Regions from separate parts of the Mus musculus genome. Here region 2 is linked to region 1. The links are chromatin loops, found by intact Hi-C in ENCODE. Cell type or tissue: heart. All regions are shown on one strand. Links, peaks and the distances in the headings refer to the core of each region. The heading gives the core; the rest is flanking DNA.

Evidence for each region. A loop is a pair of places that touch in the nucleus more often than their neighbours do. Peaks named below come from ENCODE experiments on the same cell type or tissue, not always from the same donor. Only the 100,000 strongest peaks of a DNase experiment are listed, where the experiment ranks them.
Region 2: a loop joins it to region 1, with 2.4 times the contacts of the local background. A loop is called at or near these places in 17 of 42 quality-filtered maps.

What each region holds. Positions count from the first base shown.
Region 1 is chr4:59,250,881-59,258,420 of GRCm38, reverse strand. No RefSeq gene overlaps it. Among named protein-coding and RNA genes, the nearest start is that of Gm12596, 5.4 kb to the left of the region's middle. In heart, for the core only: no CTCF peak of the experiment used is centred there; a DNase peak (open chromatin) is centred at 3,792; H3K27ac peaks cover 814 bases.
Region 2 is chr4:59,093,889-59,098,888 of GRCm38, reverse strand. It overlaps Shoc1 (shortage in chiasmata 1), which reads left to right. Exons shown (of 28, transcript NM_001370843.1): 6 at 4,606-4,759; 7 at 4,956-5,000. Among named protein-coding and RNA genes, the nearest start is that of Gm35527, 22 kb to the left of the region's middle. In heart, for the core only: a CTCF peak has its summit at 2,324 (motif pointing left); a DNase peak (open chromatin) is centred at 2,328; H3K27me3 peaks cover 227 bases.

The sequences.
Region 1 (7,540 bases), core at 977-5,976:
CCTGGCTGCCTTGGAACTCACTCCATAGACCAGGCTGACCTTGAACTCACAGAGATCTGCCTGCCTCTTCTTCCCAAGTGCTGGAATTAAAGATGTGTGCCACTAGACCTGGCTTACAGTATTATTTATTAAGCTCAGTATCAGAAACAGCTGAAGCCAGGCATTAGAAAGAGATTAGGATGCAGAGCACAGGGAGGTGGCCATTGATGTGGAAGGGTTAAAGGAAGGCCAGCACATAGGGTACTGATGTTGCTAGAAGCTGACCAGAGGGCCAGAAGTCAGGGTTACTGACATCATGGAAATAATAGTATTTGCTAGCTACGTCTTTGTCAGCCACCAAACTGAGCAGTTCCCACCCACAGCTTTGAACTAAGCACCATAAAGCTGTTCTTAAGTATACAAAGCAATCCACTAAACCTCTCTATTCTAGGCCCCATTCAAAAGACCAGGCCAAACCATTGCTGCCTCCAGATCTTCTTAGCAACTGCACTCTACAACGGATAGAAAGAGACATTGAAGGCAGATTAAAGGCAGATCAGCTGTCCTCACATTCCGGGCAGACAGTTTGAAGTCTCTGATCAACTCATCAGCTGTCAAGCCTTCCCAGGTTCCAGGAACAAACCTTTCTGAACAGCACCTTTCAAAAGGACAGGAGTTGAGTGCCTCAGGGGTAGGCGGGTAGTATGTGTGAGTGTAGAAGAAAAATCGAATAAGAGAAAAAAAAAATCTATGGCAAACATGGCCATCAGGGGTGGGGGTAGGGAGGATGCTTGCTTGGCCACACCTAGTGCTTCATCTTCAAACCTGATCCCCACCCCACCCCCCAATAAACCAGGACAAGTGTCAGGTGTGGTGGCACAATCCTTTAATCCCAGGAGACAGAGGCAGGCAGATCTCTGAGATCAAGGCCAGCTTGGTCTACAGAGTGAGTTCCAGGACAGCCAGAGCTATACAGAGAAACCCTGTCTTGGGAAGAAAAGATCAGGACTATGTGAACTCTATAAATGTTTTAATGTAGACACTATAAAAATAAAAACAAAGAAGCAATTCCTCGCTGGGACTTGAGCGGCACAAATCAGTGAAACACACTGGGCTGCTGATTTGCTCCCAGCAACATCCGCATTAAATTCAGGGGCCTCAGCACCTTTGTGAAATCTGCTCAGCGAGCCCTTTGTGCTAACACCAGAGCACCTCTCACTCTCACCAAAACTCTTCTGAACTGGCATGGTTCCCATCATCTATGACCGAGTCGCAGAAGTGGGAAGAGAAGGCGAAGAAGAAGATATGTGGAGAGAAAGAAAGATGACAGAGTGGGGAGTCGGGAGCTAGGCCTCCCTAACAACCCAAGCATGCTTGCTGTTCCCTAAGGTCACTGGTAGCCAGCTCATTGGAACAAGGCTGTGCTGTCTCTAGTATATCTCAGGAAGTGACAGAAGGGACACATGAGAGTGAGACCTTAGGGCTGTTGGCTTGCTACCAGTGTTGTCTAGTGTCCTTGCTCACTGTCAGCACAGTAAAATGAACAGTTAGCACGAAACAACTGGACTGAAAACTGGGCAATAAGCATGGAGCTGCCCTGGCAGGAAGGAAGATGCTCAAAGGCGTTTCTTAGATTCTTCCCGGTGGCTCTCAGACCACTGAAACAAAGAGTCTCAAGGAACTGGAACTTCCCTAGATGTCCACTGCCAGGGAAAGACAAGGATGAAGGCTGGTGCCAGGCAAGGAGATGCTCACCTGATGCCAGCAGAAGAGAAGCTCACCTCCTAGAAAGAGGTTGCATCCAGTTCTATTCTGCAATTTGTCAGACCACCTCACAAGACAATTTTATGCTAAGACAATAATAGGTCAATGATGGGTGGAATCACATCTTGGCCTGGACGGGTTAGCCATCCATACATACTACCTCTTGCATTCTATTTGAAACTAAGTCTCATGCCAGGACTCCAGAGATTAGCTCGGGGTGAGCCGCTGAATCTTTTTGTTCCTCTTCCCTGTGTATCCACATTGAGCAGATCTCCTTTTTCTGTTTTCAACTGTTTATTGTGCCTTTCAGTGGCCTAATGAGGACGCATGGTTGAGCCCAGCGTGTTAAGGCTTCCAGGAAGCAGGCTCTGAGTCCAACAGCTGCAGAAACCCACAGAAGGACCAGCTGTCTCAAGTGGCCCCCTCACAAGCATCTCTCCTGTGCATTTCTTAAATGCTTGGTTTCTGCTCAGTGTTGTTCATGGAGAGAGAGGATATGTGGTCACTGGGGACTGGATCTCTCCCTGCAGAGCACTTACAATCTGAGAAGAACACGGCATGACTCAGAGGACATGGGTTAAGGTGATCTGATCTCCGAGACACCCTGTTGTCCAAAGCACAATGGAATGACCCACACTTTCCATTCCACCGAGACAGAGAAAAAGATTGCTCAAAAAGTGTGTGTGGGGGGGGGGGGCGGGGAGAGCCTTGGAGGTAGTGCTAAAAAGCTCTTCCAGGAAAAGCCCAGAGGCAGGATCCATTAACTAGAAATGCCTATTCTTGTCCCATTTAAAAACCATATATCTGGAATATTATTCAGTGATAGAAAGAAACAAAATACTGTACATGGTTCTGCCTGGATGAACCTCAACAACATTATAGACAAAAGAATCTGGACCCAAAATCCTCACATGTTTAATGGTTCCACTGGTAAAATATACCCAGAACAAGTCAATGTACAGAGACAGAAAGTAGATTTGTGATTGTCTAGAGTTGAAAGGAGAAATAGGAACTAACTATAAATGAGTGTGAACGATCTTATTGGGAATATAAAAATGTTTTCTCTAACTTAAACATTGTTCTAGAGTATATGACTGCTGTGATTACATCACTTCCACTCTTACCCCTCCTCCATGCAACTCCTCCATGGCCATGAGCCCCCTCTCAAAAGCATAACCAATCTTTTAAAAATAGATTTATTTATTTATTTATTTATTTATTTATTTATTTATTTATTTATACATATGAGTGCTCTATATGCATGTATGCCTGCATGACAGAAGGCATCAGATCCCATTACAGATGGTTGTAAGCCACCATGTAGTCACTGGGAATTGAACTCAGGACTTCTGGAAAGAACAGCCAGTGCTCTTAACCGCTGAGCCATCTCTCCAGCCCATAATCTTCTACAACAATTACTGTCACATATATAACCTCCTGAGTCTAATTAGTGTTGTTCATAGGCACTGTGATTGGGGTTGACCACTGGACAACATATCAGAGTCTCATCCCTGGAGAAAAACAGATTCTACCATCTCAGCAGCCACTGATAACTGTAGCTCTTCATCTAGGGGAAGGGCCTTGTAAAAGTCCAAGCCTCCCCACTCCCATCTACATTGGCATGTCAACCAATGGGCATTGTGGTTATGCACGTCTTGTGTAGGTAGCCATATTGTTGAGATTTTATCAATGCAGCTTTTTGTCATCTCAGGAAGACGATATCTAGTAGTAGTAAGCTTGCTGGGCCTCTGGCTCATACAGTCTCAGATGGAGATACTTTTAAAGTAGGTTGTGGTGTTGTATGTACAATTGTGTAAAACCACTCAATTGAGAACTAAGATAAGTGAAACTTATGGTATTAAAACATTCTTACACACACACACACACACACACGAGACTTTGAGACTTTAGGGAAGCCACCATTTAGCATCTTTTATGCCAATGAGAAAAGTTAGACTCCAAAACTACTGCCTCCTCTTGAAGCCTGATTGGACACTGGGACAATTCACAGGCTGAGTCACACTCAGGGTTTGGGGGAGAAGCGATGACAGAGTCACGTGAGTTTTGCTTTCGTTCTACATGGCTATTCTATGATGATCACGAGGAGGAAGGAAGCAGACCTAAAGTTAGCAAAACCAAAACAGAGAATGCTTTTCTGGAAAAAGCAAGGTTAGAACAGAAACATAAATAGTGAGAGAGAGAGTCGACCCTGCAGAGACCTGGGAGGAGTATTTAAGCAAGTCCAAATCTCTAAAATGAGAATGAGATAGGGCATGAGACCATGTGAGGGATGGAGTTTTCTCAACGTGGATGTTGGTATTTTACTCGGGGTGGAACTTTCCACCTCCAACCTGGAGCCTTTAGAAGTCTTTTAAAAGCCACGATCACTGAGGCTTTAGTGCACTCAATTCTTCTCTCCTAGTTTTGAGAAACAGGACACCTAACAGCCATTATGCAAGTATGTAAGCCCCCAGAGCCTTCTGGGATATCTTTCCTCCTTCCCTCCCTCTTCTCCTCTCCTTCCTTCCTTCCTCTTTTCTTTTTTTCCTACTCTCATTTGATAGATGCATTTTTAATATTATTTATTTATTTATTTATATTCTTTTTTGTTTTGTTTTTGTTTTTGTTTTTCGAGACAAGGTTTCTCTGTGTAGCCCTGACTGTCCTGGAACTCACTCTGTAGACCAGGCTGGCCTGGAACTCAGAAATCCGCCTGCCTCTGCCTCCTGAGTGCTGGGATTAAAGGCGTGCGCCACCACTGCCTGGCCATAATTTATTTTTCCTAATTTTATGTGCTTTGGTGTTTTGGCTTCATGTATGTCTGTGTGAGGGTGTTGGATCCCCAAGCACTGAAGTTATAGACAGTTGTGAGATGCCATGTGGATGCTGGGAACTGAACCCGGGCCTTCTGGAAGAACAACCAATGCTCCTAACCACTGAGCCATCAATCTCCCTAATTGATGTATTTTTGAGCACTTGTGTACACGCCCCTGAACAGAGGACCTAGGACATGGCATGGTCTGGTGCTGAGCTCATGGTCCTGCTGGGCAGACACAGGGAACAACATACCTTGGCTGCTCTGATGGAAGAGTTATGAGGTGCTCTCATGAGGGAAGAAAAAAATCTAGATCTCCCCACCTTTTAGAGCAAGGGACCAAGACTCAGAGAATGGAAGTCCCAGCCTCTACTTCGCAGAATCATTTTCTTCCTTCAAGTTTTAGTCTCTAATAAAAACCTACCTATGGAGCCCAGAAGAACTTAGAGTTAACAAGCGCTGTGCTTTTATGACATGAAAGCAGAGGAGTTGTTGGGCAAGCTAAGCAGAAGCCAGTCTGACAAATCACATGACTGAAGCCAGAGTCCGGGGCAGTGCCTGCCCTTCCTACATAGCTGGCTGGGGCCAACCTGGGCTCATTCTTATCTCAGGCTGTGTAGGCTTCGAGGCAGGGAGTCCTTTATCCGTCCGCTCCCCTAGAGCAGAAATTCCCACATATTCTTATCATGTTTTCTGTGTCACCTCAGTGTTTACAGTTCAAGGCTTTGTTGGCATGCTCTTGGTCTCCTAGCAGTGGCTCTGACTTTGTGTGACAACCCCAAAGCTTGAGATGGGTGCTTGTGCAAGAGATCTCTGTCCTGAGACAGGTACTTCCTCAGGCTCTCAGTCAAATCGCCCCAGTTTTGCTGGCTCTTTCTGAGAGCGGCTCTCACACGTTTCTAGAAAATCTTGAAATACTTGTACATTTCTAGCAAGCCTCTCTGGCTCTCTCCCAGGAACCTCACCAGGAAGGCACTGTGGAAACAGGAACAAAGGATTCCAGCCTTATCTTCAGTCATCTAATCCTGGGCAGCTTCCCTCCCACAAGGGCATTGTTAGTAGGGATTTGTGCAGGAATTTAGATTCTGAAAGAGGACAAGCTAAAGAAGGTAGGATGCTTTCTTGGCCCACACCTAATAGTGGGCAACACCTGTTCAGGTTAGGAAAGACCCAAAGTCCTCTCTTGAGTTCAGCTCAGTGCAGTTTCCCAGGACCTTTCTGACCCAGAGTAACCACTTTGTCATTACATTGTTGCCTTCTAGGTGGAAGCGGAGGGCAGGCAGCTGGCTGTTTGGGAATCCAGAAGGCCTGGAAATACTAGCAGAGTGTTTGCCCTCCGGTAGACTTGGCTTCTTTGTAGTCATAGGTGACTTCTTAGCACTGGTCTCAGCTGACTCAGTCTTGTATCCACAGTGCCATGAATGCCAGCAAGGAAGCAGAGATCAGGGCTCAGCCAGACCATCCAGATTCGTCTTTGGCTTCCTCCAGGACAATGTGGAAATTCTACTCTATTAAAAAATGTTTTCTTTAGATATATATTTTTAAGAATATGTCTTCTCAAGTTTTTATTTTTAATTTAAAAAAATGTGTATGAGTGTTTTGTCTGCATGTATGATTGTGAACCACTTGTGTGCCTGGTGCCCACAGAGCCTGGAGGAAGGAATGGGATCCTCTGGGACTGGAGTTATGGATGGTTGTGAACCTCCATGTGGGTGCTAGGAATTGAATTCCTGTCCTCTGTAAGAGCAACAAGCATCCAACCACTTCGCTGTCTCTCTAGCCCAGGTGTATCCGTGTGTATGAAGTCATAGGGCAAGCTCATGGTTTTGGCTAGTGATCTTTGAATGAGTGTCCAACCATTTCCTCCTATCTTGTCATAGGAGTGTGCTATGCATGTGTCCTATACATGAGTTCTGGGATTTGAACTCTGGTCCTATGCTTGCATAACAAGTACTTGATGGCCCCCCCAGCCCCAGTCTTTCACTCTTTTAATATGGCTTGAGCAATTAAGACTCTTTAGGAGAAATCTAAACGCAAAGCGTACTTGCCAGGGAAAGGCCACAACAGGAAGAACAGGGGAATCATCATCAAATCTCTTCATCAACAACCTGTAGGGTGAGTGTTGTTCCTAATAAATTAAACTTTAATAGCTTACCGTATCAAATAACAACCCATCAAGCAATGGTTATGAGTGCTGACTACACATAGTGATCACATAGGAGGCCAGAACAACACAGATGCCTGGACCCACTCCAGACACAGTGACTTAGCTGTTCAGGGCATTGGCATTTGTAAAGACTCACCCCAGCAGAACTGCAAGGAAATTCTCCCAAAGTACGCCAGCCTCCTGACTCCCATCCCTGGTGGGTGCTCAACCAAAGGACAAGCAAGGACAGCATATCAGAGGCGCTCAGTGGAACCTGCCCATGCACATGCTACTATAGAGGTGGACAGGATGCCAGCCACGCCCTACAGAAGAATATTTGTCAGCTTTAGCAGTGGCCTTTTAGTGTCAAATCCCCAGCCACTCCCCACAGAGGGCCCCATAAAGTAGCCAGCCCTTCCTTTCTCTGATGATTCCACACTCTTATCTATTAATATTTTAGTAAAATTGGAATTTTCTGAGAAGTTGACCCTAGTTTGTCATCCAAGTCTATCACATGGTTTTAATTGCAGCAGAGTCAGACCTAATATGTAGCAATTTCTCTGATTACAGAAGTAGCCCTCTGATGTTTCCCAGAAACGATCAGTTTAAAAACAAATTCCATAGTAGACAAACTCTCTGTGTGTATGTGTCAATAGCTTCTTCATATAGTAATTCACTTCATCTTCATGATCTGGGTACCATTATTTCCCCCATTTTACAGAGGAAGAAATTGAGGCACAGAGAGATTCAATACCTGGCCCAAGGTTAGTCAGCTTGTGAATAGTAGAGTGGGGATATGACACATGCAATGTGGTTTCAAAGCCTTTGCCACACTG
Region 2 (5,000 bases), core at 1-5,000, 160 kb after region 1:
CTCTCTAGCTGGCCGAGTTTTTCAAAGATTGCTGAGAACTGTCTTGTATTATGATGGCTAGTCTGTGTTTAATATCAAAACTTGAAAGTCTGTTATATAATCATTCCTGCTATTTAAGAAATGCTATAGCCAGGAGTGCTGTAAATCCTTAAATCTAGCACCTTTAATTCCAGAGTTCAAGGCCAGTCTGGTCTACATAGTGAGTTCCAGGATAGCCAGGGCTACATAGAGAAACCATGACTCAAAACAAAACAAAACAAAACAAAACAAAACAAAACCATGACTCAAAACCAAACCAAACCAAACCAAACCAAATCAAACCAAACCAAACCAAACCTATAGCTAGGTTACTTTACTGCTGTTTTATGTTATGTGATATAGTTTGGGGAAAGTTGTCATTGAGGCTTGAGGGTAGATTATGGTTTTAGCTTTCTTTTATAATTTGTTTTTCTTGATCTATTATCAAAACTTCTTGTAAAATTTTGTGGAGATGAAAGATATACTTATATTACATTACATGTGTATATGGGGATAGTTATAAAAAACCAACAGGCTACACACATGGAGCTGTTATTATTTCATGGCAACTACAAGCCATTTTTGGATAAAAGCAATTAACTAGGAGAAAATAATACTTAACTTATTTTCATTTGTGTCCTGTATCATAGATTTCACTTTATTATCTTTGTAATCTATTTTTTGTAGTTATCTATTGTCTTAGTTTGGGTTTCTTGTCCTGAAAAGAGGAATTCTTATAAAGGAAACTGTTTAATTGGGGCTGGCTTACAGGTTCAGAGATTCAGTCTGTTATCATCATGGCAGGAAGCATGGCAGCATGCAGGCAGACATGGTGCTGGAGGAGCCATAGTTCTACATCTTGATCCGAAAGCAGCAGCAAGAAGCTGTCTTCTGCAGGCATCCAGTAGGAGGGTCTCTTCTACACTGGGCAGAGCATTTCTAGTTATTTCACTGAGGTTAATCTTGGAGATATAAATATTTCACTGATTTTGTTCTTAGCTTTAGCACTGCTGGCATAGTGTAAAAATAACTTATTCGTGCCAGCCTTGTTGTCACTGGGTACACATAAACCAGTGTGATGAGGAAAATGTATGTTTTACATCCTTAAAAGCTATTAGTGTGTATTGGCTATTTATATATTTTCTTTTGTAAAGTGATTTTATTTTCTACTGGCATCTAAAAATATGTAAACACACCAATAATTCCAAATGCATTTAACTTTATTCTGATTAGTTCTGCTGATGTTTTCCTTTATTGATTCTAGCACTGAATTTGTGCTTAGAAAAATGTTCTTTTTTTTTTTTATGGTTTCTTTTGTTTTTAATTACAAAATGTTCTTTTATTATATAACTTTTCCATTGTTTAAGGATTTGTTTGTTTTGAGACAGGGTCTCTCTATGTAGCCATTACTGATCTAGAACTCACTTTGTAGAGCAGGCTGACTTTAAACTCACAGAAATCTACCTGACTCCTGGGTATTGGGATTTTTAAGTGTGTGCCATGGCACCCTACTAATTTTTAAATATATTATGTAATTGTATTTCAGGTTTTTTTATGTTTAGGACTAGGGACATTTTTTAATGTTTAAGCACTTTGGTATTTGTTCCAGTATCATTTAGCTAAGAGTCCTTCCCACTATTAGAGATGATGCTTCTATTAAATGCTAAGTTCTGACCCACTCCAGTTGAATTCTGGGTTGTCTACGGTTTTGTCTATTGTGTTAATGTCACCTAATCAGCTCTTATATACCTGTGACATATGCCATCTGTCTCTTGGTTTTTCCCCTGACTTCTTCGTGTATTTGTCGAGATTTAGTTTGTAGTCATTTTCCCCAAAAGTTCTAAATAACAACTGTTCGGAAATCAGTGTTAGATCCTTGAAAAATGTTCTGGTTAGTTTTCCTGGCTAGGGGACGAGGAATGTCTTGCCTTTTATTTAATATTTAATATGGGTTGTTGTTGTTGTTTAAGATACTCACCGGTTTCCACTAAGAAATGATTACTGTTGTATACACACATGTTAAGGAACTCACCCTGTTTTTGTCTGCTTAACTTGGGTTTCTTAGGTGGGCAGGAGTGACTCTAGTAAAGTTTCCTGTTACCAAGCCTCTTTTTTCTGCTTCTTTCATAACTAGCCACCTTGCATTTCCTGCTTATCATTTGTCTACAATAGAGTAATACACTGTGAGCACACATGCTTGCTGTAGAGTAAGAACTCCATGTGATACACTACCACTGTACTTGTGTAAGGAAGCCACCATTCCCATGAAAACAGCCTTTGTCTAACAGCATTGGTTGTGGAGATTTGCTGACCTCTAGTGGCTGCATCAAAAATGGTGGTTTAATTGAAGGGACTGAAAGGGTATAGGGATGCCAAGTGACATAAAATGTCCCCTTGCAGCACATATATCTAAATGTGGCTTTATTTGGGGTGACAAGCTCAGAGCTTGTGAGTAACAAGGAAATGGAATATAAACCAATGCCGTTTCACTCTTTTTTAATATTTAAATATTTTTATTACGTATTTTCCTCAATTATATTTCCAATGCTACCCCAAAAGTCCCCCATACCCTCCCCCCCCCACTCCCCTACCCACCCATTCCCACTTTTTGGCCCCAGGGGGAAAATTCCTGAATAGAACAGCAATGGCTTGTGCTGTAAGATCAAGAATTGACAAATGGGACCTCATGAAACTGCAAAGCTTCTGTAAGGCAAAAGACACCGTCAATAAGACAAAAAGGCCACCAACAGATTGGGAAAGGATCTTTACCTATCCTAAATCAGATAGGGGACTAATATCCAATATATATAAAGAACTCAAGAAGGTGGACTCCAGAAAATCAAATAACCCCATTAAAAAATGGGGCTCAGAGCTAAACAAAGAATTCTCACCTGAGGAATACCGAATGGCTGAGAAGCACCTGAAAAAATGCTCAGCATCCTTAATCATCAGAGAAATGCAAATCAAAACAACCCTGAGATTCCATCTCACACCAGTCAGAATGGCTAAGATCAAAAATTCAGGTGACAGCAGATGCTGGCGAGGATGTGGAGAAAGAGGAACACTCCTCCATTGTTGGTGGGATTGCAGGCTTGTACAACCACTCTGGAAATCATTCTGGCCGTTCCTCAAAAAATTGGACATAGTACTCCCGGAGGATCCCGCAATACCTCTTCTGGGTATATATCCAGAAGACGTTCCAACTGGTAAGAAGGACACATGCTCCACTATGTTCAGAGCAGCCTTATTTATAATAGCCAGAAGCTGGAAAGAACCCAGATGCCCTCAACAGAGGAATGGATACAAAAAATGTGGTACATTTACGCAATGGAGTACTACTCAGCTATTAAAAGGAATGAATTTATGAAATTCCTAGGCAAATGGTTGGACCTGGAGGGCATCATCCTGAGTGAGGTAACACAATCACAAAAGAACTCAAATGATATGTACTCACTGATAAGTGGATATTAGCCTAGAAACTTAGTATACCCGAGATATAAGATACAATTTGTCGTTTCACTCTTAACATGACTTCGTTGGTTTTGCAGAATGGGTGGATGGCACCAATAAACCACCCTTAATTTTCTCAAATAAGCCCTGAGATTGACAGGAACTGAAATGACTTGATGGTCACCTAAGAGGCTGGTTTATTTCAAAAGTTCTTTGACACATGTATTTGGCACAGGCAAGGGATGCTTCCAGCTGCTTGTCTTCTGTCAGATATTGATGAGGCACATGCATATCACTCAGGCCATGAGAGACATCACTGCCTGAAAACTACATACTGTTCCCTCCTGAATCTGAGAGACTTGTCCATTCTCCACACTCAAGGAGGCTTTCATGATGGAGATGCTGGCTTTCTGAGTGCTTCTTTCTCTAAGCATACATTTTCCTTCCTTTCTCTTTTCACTGAGAAATTTACTGAAGAAGGGGGCCAGTTTAGTGTTCCTATCCAAAACTTAGAAACTCATACAAGCAGCCAAGCTTCTAAAGTAACCCAAACATTGAAGGTTAAAATAGAAAGGAAATTGTACATCTCTGGTTAATATTACCATGGTGTTTTTAATATGTAAAGTACATCATATTTCCCAAGTAGATATTCTAGTATATAGATTTTCACTATAACTAACTGTGAATCAGCATTGTATTGGTAGCTTTATAATGATGGAGTCAGTGATTTCATATGTATGCTTTTTAGATCATATCTATTTACTGTATGTCCTTACAGATTAAATGATGCAGAGAACAGAAAGCCAGACTCAGTCAGAGTCCAGTATTTTTATTTCTTTAAACTTTTGGTACTGTTTTGAAGAAGAGAATACTTCCCTTGATTGATTAAGTCCGTCTTTGTTGATAAAGTATATGTCACTATTATGCAACTGTTTCAGAACATTTGTCTTTGTTTCCATATGCTAAATAATACTACATTTTATTGAGATTTTCCTTTTGTCTGGGTACCACATTCTGTGTTTTATATACATAGTATAATAGGGAACTTAATGATTTCAGTGTGTTTGAAAAATCTGTTAATATTTAACATCTAGATCTCTGGTATAACTATTAGATTTTTTATTTATTTCTTTTCAGGATTGCTTATTGATGAGGAAATGATTTTTATGAATAAAGCAATGGACAACCATCTACCAACTGTGAATGGTCTCCTGAGCAGACTGAAGCTCTATCTGGTGAAGGATCCATTTTTAGATTTCAAAGAAGAGCTCTCTGGAAAGGATAATTTCACGTATGTCATTCCCAGTGCTGTAACTGCTTTGGTAGCAGAGAACAGTCTTTGTGTGGCCACAGGGTTAGATGCTGTTGGTGAGGGTTCCAGTGCTTCATCTCAACTTACACGAGAGTCTTTGTGTGTTTTGATTGGCAGTGCTTATTATGTGTTTTTAGTAAGTATTAATTAATCTTGTTTGATTTTTTTATTTAAGGGAGTATTTCTCTGTTCAAGAATGTTCGGAACCTTTTGTGAGAGA